Regions from separate parts of the Homo sapiens genome. Here region 1 is linked to region 2. The links are chromatin loops, found by intact Hi-C in ENCODE. Cell type or tissue: HCT116. All regions are shown on one strand. Links, peaks and the distances in the headings refer to the core of each region. The heading gives the core; the rest is flanking DNA.

Region 1 (5,391 bases), core at 244-5,243, 630 kb after region 2:
TCCCCACTAGAAGGTAAGCTCAATGAATGCAGTGACCTTGCCTATTTTGTTCACTTTTGTAAGTCCAGTACCTATAGTGGTGCATGGGGCAGAGTGGCCATTCAATAAATATTTGCTAAATAAATGAACAGTTTGAGTATAAATCCTATAAAGCATATCCAGCTACTTGAGGAGGAGATATAAAGCAGTGACTGTAGAGCCCTCCATTTAACTACAAACAAAAGCAAAGCTACTGTTCATCAAGGATCAATTTTGAAATTCCCAGCCAGCTTTTTTTTTTTGTCATATGCAAGTGACGATAATTAATGGCTTAAAGTAGGGTGCTATAGCAGGAAGGGAATGAATAAAATGTACTAAGGCTCCTATACACGATCAGATTATAGCTATTATGGATATTAATATATGTATACTATACGTACTCTTAGACGAGATCGGGCGCATTCAGGGTGGTATGGCCGTAGACATTATATATACTTTTAAAATGAAAACAAAAAGCTAATAAAATAATTATGGTCCCAGAATCTCTTTAAAGGCCAGGCCTGGTGGTTCATGCCTGTAATCTCAACACTTTGGGAGGCCAAGGTGGAAGGATCCCCTGAGCCTGGGAGTTTGAGACCAGGCTAGGCAACAGAGTGAGCCCTTGTCTTTACAAAAAAATTTAAAAATAAGCTGGTTATGGTGGCATGTGCCTGTGGTCCTAGCCACTTGGGAGGCTGCGGTGGGAGATTTCCTTGAGCCCAGGAGGTTAAGGTGCAGTGAACTGTGATTGCACCACTGCACTTCAGCCTTAGCAATAGAGATCTGTCTCAAAGGAAAAAAAACATAACCCTTTAAGGATAAGATTCCATGGATATAGGCAGATTAATTGGGACAGAACCAATAAAATTCTAGATTCTTACTAGAGTATCATAAACCTACAAGTATTCCCTCAACAACATGGCACACATGTAATAAATCACTATTGATAATGGAAACCGCAAATATTTTAATTTTTCTGCTACACTATTAGTGAGTTATTGCTGCTTTGTCCTTCACACATTAATTATCTGCTGGTGTAACACTCTGAATCCAGCTACTATGTAACCTTCACTCAATGATGTAAAATCTCATGATTGTTTTTGTGTTTCAGGATGTTTCCCTACCCAGAACACAATTTTTGTAGAAGAAAGAAAATGATCTGCTTATTTACTTTAATATGGAGATAGTTTGGTTTACAAAGCAAGTGATAACATACTTCCCCATGATCTTTTACATTTTCACAATAGTTATAGTCCTTTGATTTCTATTTGTATTTCACATTGGTCTTGTCCCCATTGTTATACTATAAATGCCTTAAAAACAGAGACTAACCCACTTATTCTTTAATTTCCCAGGTCAAGTGAAATGTGGCTGGTACAAAGTAAGCATTTAACAAATATTTTCAAATCTGAATTAAATATATCATTCATTCAAAAAACATTAAAAAGTTATGGCTAGGTGTGGTGGCTCAGGGCTGTAATCCCAGCACTTTGGGAGGCTGAGGCAGGAGGATCGCTTGAGCCCAGGAGTTTGAGACCAGACTCGCCAACATGGCAAAACCCTGTCTCTACAAAAAATACAAAAATTAGCCGAGCATGGTGGTGTGCACCTGTAGTCTCAGCTGCTCAGGAAGCTGAGGTGGGAGGATCCTCCTCCGGGAGGTGGAGGCTACAGTGAGCCAAGACTATACCACTGCACTCCAGCCTGGGTGACAAGAGTGAGAACCTGTGTCTAAGAAAAAAAAAGTTATTATTATGCTATTCATCAAGGTTATCATCATGAAGGTTATGAGCCTGGTATTTAGAAAGATTATACTCCAGTAGGGAAAACTGATATCCATATACTACCATGTGTTAAGGGATATAATAGAAGGAAGCCCATAGTATCAGTCATGTAGCCTTGATGAATTCAGCCTGGACCAGAGATGACATCAAGACCCCTGTGCTGAGTTTTGAGGAGTCAAGAGTTAATCAGGCAGAGTAAAAGAGGCAGTGGATGGTGAGAAAGTTCTAGGATAAGGAAATATATGTCAGAGGAGGTAATATTTTAAGAACTAGGAGATTAACTGGATGTGGGTGAAGGAATTGGGAAAAGAGTAGACAACTCCTAGATTTATAATTTGAGCAATTAACTGGTAGTAGACGATGGCTATTAACTAAAATAAAAAATTAAGAACGCAAAGGAAAAGCTAGTTTCTGAAGGAAGGGTGGAGATTTTTATATCATGGCCAGTTAAAGGCTATTCATATAAGATAATAAAAGACATGAGAGAGAACACAATGAGGAAAAGACATTTCCAATACTGTTTTAAATCCTCTTAGAGTCTGACGGCACCTGTATTTCTGAAATGGCTCTATTCTAATTACCAACAGAGAAGCTGTATGGTATAATGTAGAGCCCCTGGGTTCTGTATTCAGACAAACCTGGGTTTGCAATACAACTTTATCCCTTACTACGTATGTGACTTTGGAATTCACCTTGGAAGCCTGTTTTAGCCTAACATTTTCTCACCTTTAAAATGCAGCTGATAATCTCTACTTTACTTGTGAGAATTAAATGAGATAGTGTTATTCAAACACTTAGCATAGTGCCCAACACATAGCACATACTTGATAAATGTCAGTGCCCTTCGATTAAGAAACAAATTCATGCTCTGCAATACGCACCCCTTATTTTATAAAGAAAACACTGGCCAGGTGCAGTGGCTCACACCTGCAATCCTAGCATTCTGGGAGACTGAAGTGGGAGGATCCCTTGAGTCCAGGAGTTTGAGACCAGTCTGGGCAACATAGGGAAACCCCGTCTCTATAAGAAATTAGCCAAGCATGGTGGCACGTGCCTGAAGTTTCCAGTTACTCAGGAGCTGAGGTGGAAGGATCAATTGAGCCCAGGATTTTGAGGCTGCAGTGAGCTGTGACTGTGCCACTGCACTCTAGCCTGGGTGATGGAGCAAAACCCTGTTTCAAAAAACAAACAAAGCAAAAATCCCTGAAAGAAAATATTTATTTTCATAGTTAATATCCCCATCTTCTGGTCTTTTAAGGTACTGCTGACAAAAGAAGTTTTAAAGTTAAGCTGTATTTTTGCAACTACATATATATTGCTGTTACACCATGGAACATTCCCTGGGGTGTCGGGGAGGGAATCTCATAAAAGTTAAGCTGGTCTGACCAAGACTATAATTGGGAGATTCCCTACTCCTAACACAGAATGTCTACAATTCACTACAGTGGCATTTATAATGCTATTGTTTAATTTAAAGGCAAAGGAAATGTAATCCTGCTAAAAGTTCCTGTCTGCTTATATAAATGAAACCTTAACTTCTCTACTCTGGAATGCTGACTCCATTCCTTTGGAGCTGGTATTTCCAGGTGGTCCATCCTCATAATTTATGTTTGAACAAACTCTCTTTAAAAACAAAACAAAATTTAAAAAGCAAAGGAAACATTCCAAAGAGAAGCATAAATTTTATGTAGACATATGAATATTTAAAAATTGTCCTCAAAAAGAGTCTTTCCTAAGAAGTGATGTCAAGTATTTTTTGTAGGATTAATCTGTTATCAACACTAATAAATGTGGCTAATGAAGTTCAAAGAAAGCAATGATGTTGCTAATCTATGCAGTAGGAAACACTCTGTATTGAAATGTTATAAATTAAGTGGTGATAACAGCTTAAGTAAAGAAACTGACCAGTGCTAGCAATTTTGGGTACTAAAATAACGCCAGGGATTTGTCATTGGGTAAGTTGTGTGGCAAGTTGTGCTCCTCCATCTTGGGCACACTGGTGAGTCATGCCCTGCTTAGATAAGCATTAATCAAGGTTTAATGCATGCTTGATGAACGACCTTATTCTAACTAAATCCAGCAAGCTTTCAGCTCTAGAGTAAAAAACGCTATACTTAACAATCCCTTACTATTCTAAAATTCTGTGATCACCAAAGTTATTGTGATATTAATAGTGTAATACATAAATATACAAATTCATGTGTGTATGTTTGGCATTCATTAACATAGACATATATTCTTTAATGCCTACTCTGTACAACTGGTGGTGGTTTGGGGATTCAGCTGGAAAATCATACTCAAAAGACCCCAATCGGCAACATCCCTTACTAGGTTCACTCTTCAGAAGGATATCAGACAGGAAACAGAGCATACTGGCAGGACAAAAAATAGGTGTGTCATCAGTGGAGGCCTCTTCTCCAGTGGCAGCTTAGGCAAAAGAGAACATGTGAGTGGATAAAGAAGTCATTCTGGCTCAGTGCAGGAGAATGGTTCAGACATTACACATTGGCATCCACATATGCCACACAGGCTTGAACTACAGCTAATTTGAGTCCTGGTAGAATGCTTGTGATCTCCCTGGAACATGAGAGAATGAGTGGCTCATGAGGTCTTCTTCCATCCACCTCCCTGTTTCCCTTATGAGACTATCATAAGGCAGTTTCTTATCACCTCCCAGGTTCTGATGCGGTATAAACTTTCTGCAGGCTCTATGTGCAGACTATAAAAACCACAGCCTAGAAATAGCTCCTTTGCAATAGAGTATCCCACAATTTGTACTGCAGCCATTGACCTCCCCTTTTTTTTTTAAGAGAAGGGGGTTTCACTTTGTTGCTCAGGCTGGTCTCAAAACTTTTGGCTTCAAACAATCCTCCTTTGAAGGAGAATCCCAAAGTGCTGGGATTACAGGCGTGAAACACTGCACCCAGCTGTATCATTATTTTTGGTGTGCAGGACAATGACCCTGAGAGCTACTAACTTTGGCTACTCTTCCTTTTACTATATAAGTAATAAATTGCATCTAAAAGTGGCTTGTTGTATCTTTAGTCAAATAAGAGACTTGAAACAGTACAGATTCTCTCTTCTACTGGCCTCAAAGAAGCACCATGACATCTATAGCTGCAGGAAATAAATTCTGATAACTTCCTGAGTTGGTCATACCTGGTGATACCCTGATTGCCATCTTGTTAAACCTGAGCAAAAGGCTCACCTAAGAAGTGCCTGAACTCCTGACCCAAGGAAACTGTGAGATGATAAATGTGTGTTGTTTTAAGCTGCTAAGTTTATGGTAATTTGTTACATGGCAATAGAAAACTAATACACCCAGTCTAGTACCTGTAATCATTTATTGGTTCTTTGGTTCCATATCTCAAAATCCATTAGTTAGAATTAGGCTAAGTATGGAAATATTTCTTCACACCAACAGCTACCTGAGTAAAGCCCAAGTATCTCACCAATAACTAGATACTTCATTATAGAACCCTTCCCACAATGTGCCATCTATACCCAGGCTTAGGGTAGTGACTATTATCCCTCCTTAGGTCTTGAACCTGGGCCATGCAGTTCACATTCCACAGTTAGTCTTTACAGC
Region 2 (5,391 bases), core at 87-5,086:
GTACCAAAACAGACATATAGATCAATGGAACAGAACAGAGCCCCCAGAAATAACGCCACATATCTACAACTATCTGATCTTTGACAAACCTGAGAAAAACAAGCAATGGGGAAAGGATTCCCTATTTAATAAATGGTGCTGGGAAAACTGGCTAGCCATATGTAGAAAGCTGAAACTGGATCCCTTCCTTACACCTTTTACAAAAATTAATTCAAGATGGATTAAAGACTTAAACATTAGACCTAAAACCATACAAACCCTAGAAGAAAACCTAGGCATTACCATTCAGGACATAGGCACAGGCAAGGATTTCATGTCCAAAACACCAAAAGCAATGGCAACCAAAGCCAAAATTGACAAATGGGATCTAATTAAACTAAAGAGCTTCTGCACAGCAAAAGAAACTACCATCAGAGTGAACAGGCAACCCATAAAATGGGAGAAAATTTTCGCAACCTACTCATCTGACAAAGGGCTAATATCTAGAATCTACAATGAACTCAAACAAATTTACAAGAAAAAAACAAACAACCCCATCAAAAAGTGGGTGAAGGACATGAGCAGACAGTTCTCAAAAGAAGACATTTATGCAGCCAAAAAACACATGAAAAAATGCTCACCATCACTGGCCATCAGAGAAATGCAAATCAAAACCACAATGAGATATCATCTCATACCAGTTAGAATGGCAGTCATTAAAAAGTCAGGAAACAACAGGTGCTGGAGAGGATGTGGAGAAATAGGAACACTTTTACACTGTTGGTGGGACTGTAAACTAGTTCAACCATTGTGGAAGTCAGTGTGGCGATTCCTCAGGGATCTAGAACTAGAAATACCATTTGACCCAGCCATCCCATTACTGGGTATATACCCAAAGGACTATAAATCATGCTGCTATAAAGACACATGCACACGTATGTTTATTGCAGCACTATTCGCAATAGCAAAGACTTGGAACCAACCCAAATGTCCAACAATGATAGACTGGATTAAGAAAATGTGGCACATATACACCATGGAATACTATGCAGCCATAAAAAATGATGAGTTCATGTCCTTTGTAGGGACATGGATGAAATTGAAAATCATCATTCTCAGTAAACTATCGCAAGAACAAAAAACCAAACACCGCATATTCTCACTCATAGGTGGGAATTGAACAATGAGAACACATGGACACAGGAAGGGGAACATCACACTCTGGGGACTGTTGTGGGGTGGGGGGAGGGGGGAGGGATAGCATTGGGAGATATACCTAATGCTAGATGACGAGTTAGTGGGTGCAGCGCACCAGCATGGCATATGTATACATATGTAACTAACCTGCACATTGTGCACATGTACCCTAAAACTTAAAGTATAATAATAAAAAAAAATCCCTTAGATGTTCACATTTTTTATTGATTCTTTTTCATCCTGAAAGTTCTTTCTATTCATTTCTCTTCAACTTGTACATATTCAGTGTTTATTTTCAAGGCTACAGCCCTGTCAAAGAGTATTAAAAACCCAGAAAAAATATCTCAAATGGCTCTTCCACACCTGTCACAGAGCAATCCCAGGACCCCACATGCAGATTCCTCAGGCTAATACCACCACACTGTCCCTAGTGCCTTTCCATTTTAAATACCTTACGTGTGATATCTTATTTTATTCTTACAACAATAGCCTGAGGCACATTGAAATTGATGAGGAACCTGAAGTCTAGGGATTCCAAGTGACTTGTTCATGATTAGCAAAATAGTTAGTGGGGAGAGTTAAGTCTTTCAACTCTAACTTCTAGTATTCAGTCAACTATATTAATATGTCTCTAATTTGAAATTTATTATAACTATTCTTTTTCATTGGGGTGATATCTTTAACTGGCACATTGTTAAATAATAAAGAGTAGCACAGTTCTAGACTCTAAACTCCCAATGGAATATCTGGATCAGGTCTACCATTTATTCTTATAAGTTAGAAAGTCAACAATTATGGTTGGAGAGAAGTTTTATTTCGATATCCCAGAAATGAGTTAGGACCAGAGATGTGAGAACCAGAGAAGGCCAGAAAATGGAAATACTAACCAAGCATTATGTATACTTATCTGATTTTTTTTTTTAACTTTTCAGCTATCTGTAGTGGTAGTCTGACTAAAACAAAAAGACATTTCAAAAATTAAAATTCTTAGACATAAGTCTACTTATTCTTTACAATCCAGTTTCATAAACGAATTCTTATCAGAGTCATGGTCTCCCTCTATTTCTGAAATAAGGTATTTGATTCAGCTCCCTTATATACTTTTATGGCACTCAATTGCTGGGGGATATTGAGAGGTATCTGCCAGTCTACACACCCTAGGTCTAATCTCTGTAGCTCACTTATAGCTTCAAATATGTATCACTTAAAAATATTTTCATTATATAAATTCTTTTCAAATACACATTCAAAATATATATATATATATTCAAAGCATTATATAAACAAAGTTTGAGTAATGAAGATGGGATGTCACAGAAGCCAAAACCCAACTGTGGGGAGAGACTAAACATCCCTGGCATTAGTGCTACTCTGTATCTCATATATTAACTCTGCTCACCACAAACTCCCATCTCTTCTCTTCATCAATCTTTTAGTATTTCTACCCTAAATCAATTGAAATTTTTATTGAGCACTTTTTTTGTGATTGGCACTAGGAATGCTCCATGCTTGGCATTAGGAATAGTACCATGAATGTAAGATGTATTCGCTTTCTTCAAAGAGTTTAAAAGGCAATTGAAAAAACAAGACATGCATAGAAAATTAAGTAATAACACAAGAGATCATAATAATGCAATGCAAAACAACAAGCAAGGTAGTATATAAAAAGTGGCCATAAGTTAGGGAGAGAGAGAAAAAAAACTGGCATTTCTGAGAACCTATTTTATGACAAGTTCTGTACAAAGTGGCTTTATAGATTATTGCATTTCTAGATGGAAACAAGCTTCGTTAATCAGCATTATATAAATGATGTTGTTTCCCTGAGTTTTATCTATTTGAGATTTCTGGATCCTGAGTGTAATAGAAAGGATTCATTTAATGTAGGAATTTACTACTATAACACAATCCTATTAATATCTTCATTTTATGAAACAGAAAATTGAAGCTCAGAAAGATTAAATAATTTACCTAAGGTCAAACATCCAGTAGGTGGCAGAAGCAACTTTTAAATTCTAAACTCCATGCAAGTCACACAGGTTTTTAAGAGTATCTCAAACACACACTCTGGAATAAAAACCAGATGGCCTTCACTATAGCTAAGTTAATCATAAATATAAGTAGCATTGCTGTAAAAAACATGAAGCAGGATGCTGATATAAATGTCCAGTTACTCCTTGTTGAGGAATTGACCAGTGTAGTCTGAACTCCTAGCCCATGTGATCAAGGGTACCAAATCTAGTATAATTTGGTCTAGTTTGCACACTGGGCTCTCTTCATTTGTAAACTCAGCAATTCTCATGGTGAGGGAAGTTGTTTGCTTTCTTTGAGTGGTGGTAGATGGGGAGAGTGTTTCAGGGGAAGTGACTCCTTTCTAGGCTTCACCCTTCATTTTTGACCCAGTAGGCTCAGGATGAGGCCTGGTAATCTGTTTCATTTTGATTTGTAATCCATTCACGTCAGCTTGCCGTTCGCTATTTAAGAACCATTGCTCTCAAGCATGTTTCAGGGCAATACAGATTTGGTTTAGCTTCAGTTTAAGTGACGAACAAAGTCCACTTTAAGTAATTCATCTTTTATTTTCTAGAGCTGCTGTGCTTACCTCTGCTAAAAGCTGCGAGACATACTGCTTTAACCTACAAAAGCTTCTCCGAAACAGAAGTGTATATTTTTGTGCCAATATTTTTCTTACCAGCTGTGCTTTCTTCCAGGGAGATCGTGCTTTGCCACTAAATGAGCCTGTGTGCAAAAATACTCTCTGCCAAGTAGAACCTTGCTGTTTCATATTCATCAGCTAATTTATTCCTGTGACCACCTTTTGCAGTATGCCTATTTTACAGATTTTTTTAAAAAGCAAATTTAAGAAAGGAAATAACTTTCTCAAGTTTATGCAGCTGATACACACTGGAGGTTGAGTTTCAAATTAGGTCTGCCTGATGCTAAATTATTTTCCTTTGACTTTTCTCTGTCTTCATTTTCTCTCCTGCCTTATCCGTTGCCCACGTGTTAAGTCCCATCGTGTTACCCACAAGCATACCTTAGTCTTATTCCTGGCTCTTAGTATTGAGGAAGTTGTCAACTTTGGCATTAGGTAGGTTTTAAACTGGATGTTCTGTTCATGTATGAATTTTATGAATAATTCATTGGTTTGGTGCCCACTAAAAGGACCAACAAGATTATTTTCTGGTAATTGCAAGTTTCATTGTGAAGGTTACACATAAATTTTTTCTACTCCTTATTCATTCATCCAATAGTTTAATGCCTGTGTTTTATTGTCAAGGTCGATTTATTTGCCAGGAATATGAGGTCTCTGCTTGAAAAGAAAATAGTTTTGTTATCTTTTTTTTTCCAGATCTGGTCATAATCCCTAGCAAAGATATACTGGTTAATGTTACCAATAGGGTAAAGGTCAATGAAAAGCAGTAAAACAGTATTTGTCAATGTTTTATGAATTTAAGTGGACTTAACTGTAGAGAAACTATTAAAAATCATAGTCTTCTCCTCTGTACTAGGCTTCCTATTCTAAAATAGGGCTCATTTTTAAAACTTCTGACCATTCAGTAAATAATTTTGTGATCAACTATGTATGCATAGGGCATCGTGCTGAGGAAAATCCAAGTTAGACTACAAGACATGACTCCTACACTCTGTAAGAACTATCATCCATTTTCAGAAAGAAAAATTTATGTAATGATAATGATAACCAAGGAATTATAACTAGCGGATAAAGTGAAAGTTCAGATGTCAAAGTAAACAGAGACTTCTTTGAGTTGATGTAATTCCTGAGAAAAAAATCATTTTACTATATAATAGAGATTATATAACAACTTTAATTTTCATCACAAGAGAAAATACTAAGTTATGTGCTTGAACAAGTTTTTTGCTGCTGTTCTCTGGCGAAAAGATCAAAGAACATTTGAATCTCTTCCAGCACCTCAGAGGTCAAGCCAACAAAACTAGCTTACAAATATACTAGGTCTCCTATAAACAAATATATGCTGCTTTTCTCCAACATGGCCGAGCCCAGGAGAGGTGGTGTGCAAGTATCCATGACGGCTGTCTGGCACTAGAGTGGAGAGGGTAGCGAAGAACAAAGCACTTGCAGGGTGAGAATCTGAATCCGGCCTGAGCTGAAGAGGAGAGGCTTGTTGTTGCCAGTGTTGGTTTAGGTAATGGTGTGAGTAGAAACCAACTGCTACTGGTTTTAGAGAAATGTGG

The links. Hi-C counts contacts between places; a loop is a spot of excess contacts. Peaks named below come from ENCODE experiments on the same cell type or tissue, not always from the same donor. Only the 100,000 strongest peaks of a DNase experiment are listed, where the experiment ranks them.
Region 1: it touches region 2 in a loop (4-fold over the local background); 3 of 110 quality-filtered maps call a loop at or near these places.

The regions. Positions count from the first base shown.
Region 1 is chr1:171,713,020-171,718,410 of GRCh38, forward strand. All of the region lies in intron 4 of VAMP4 (vesicle associated membrane protein 4), which reads right to left. Among named protein-coding and RNA genes, the nearest start is that of VAMP4, 26 kb to the right of the region's middle. In HCT116, for the core only: a CTCF peak has its summit at 3,062; a DNase peak (open chromatin) is centred at 3,084.
Region 2 is chr1:171,078,253-171,083,643 of GRCh38, forward strand. It overlaps the pseudogene LOC646804. Among named protein-coding and RNA genes, the nearest start is that of FMO3, 10 kb to the right of the region's middle. In HCT116, for the core only: a CTCF peak has its summit at 3,170 (motif pointing right); a DNase peak (open chromatin) is centred at 3,159.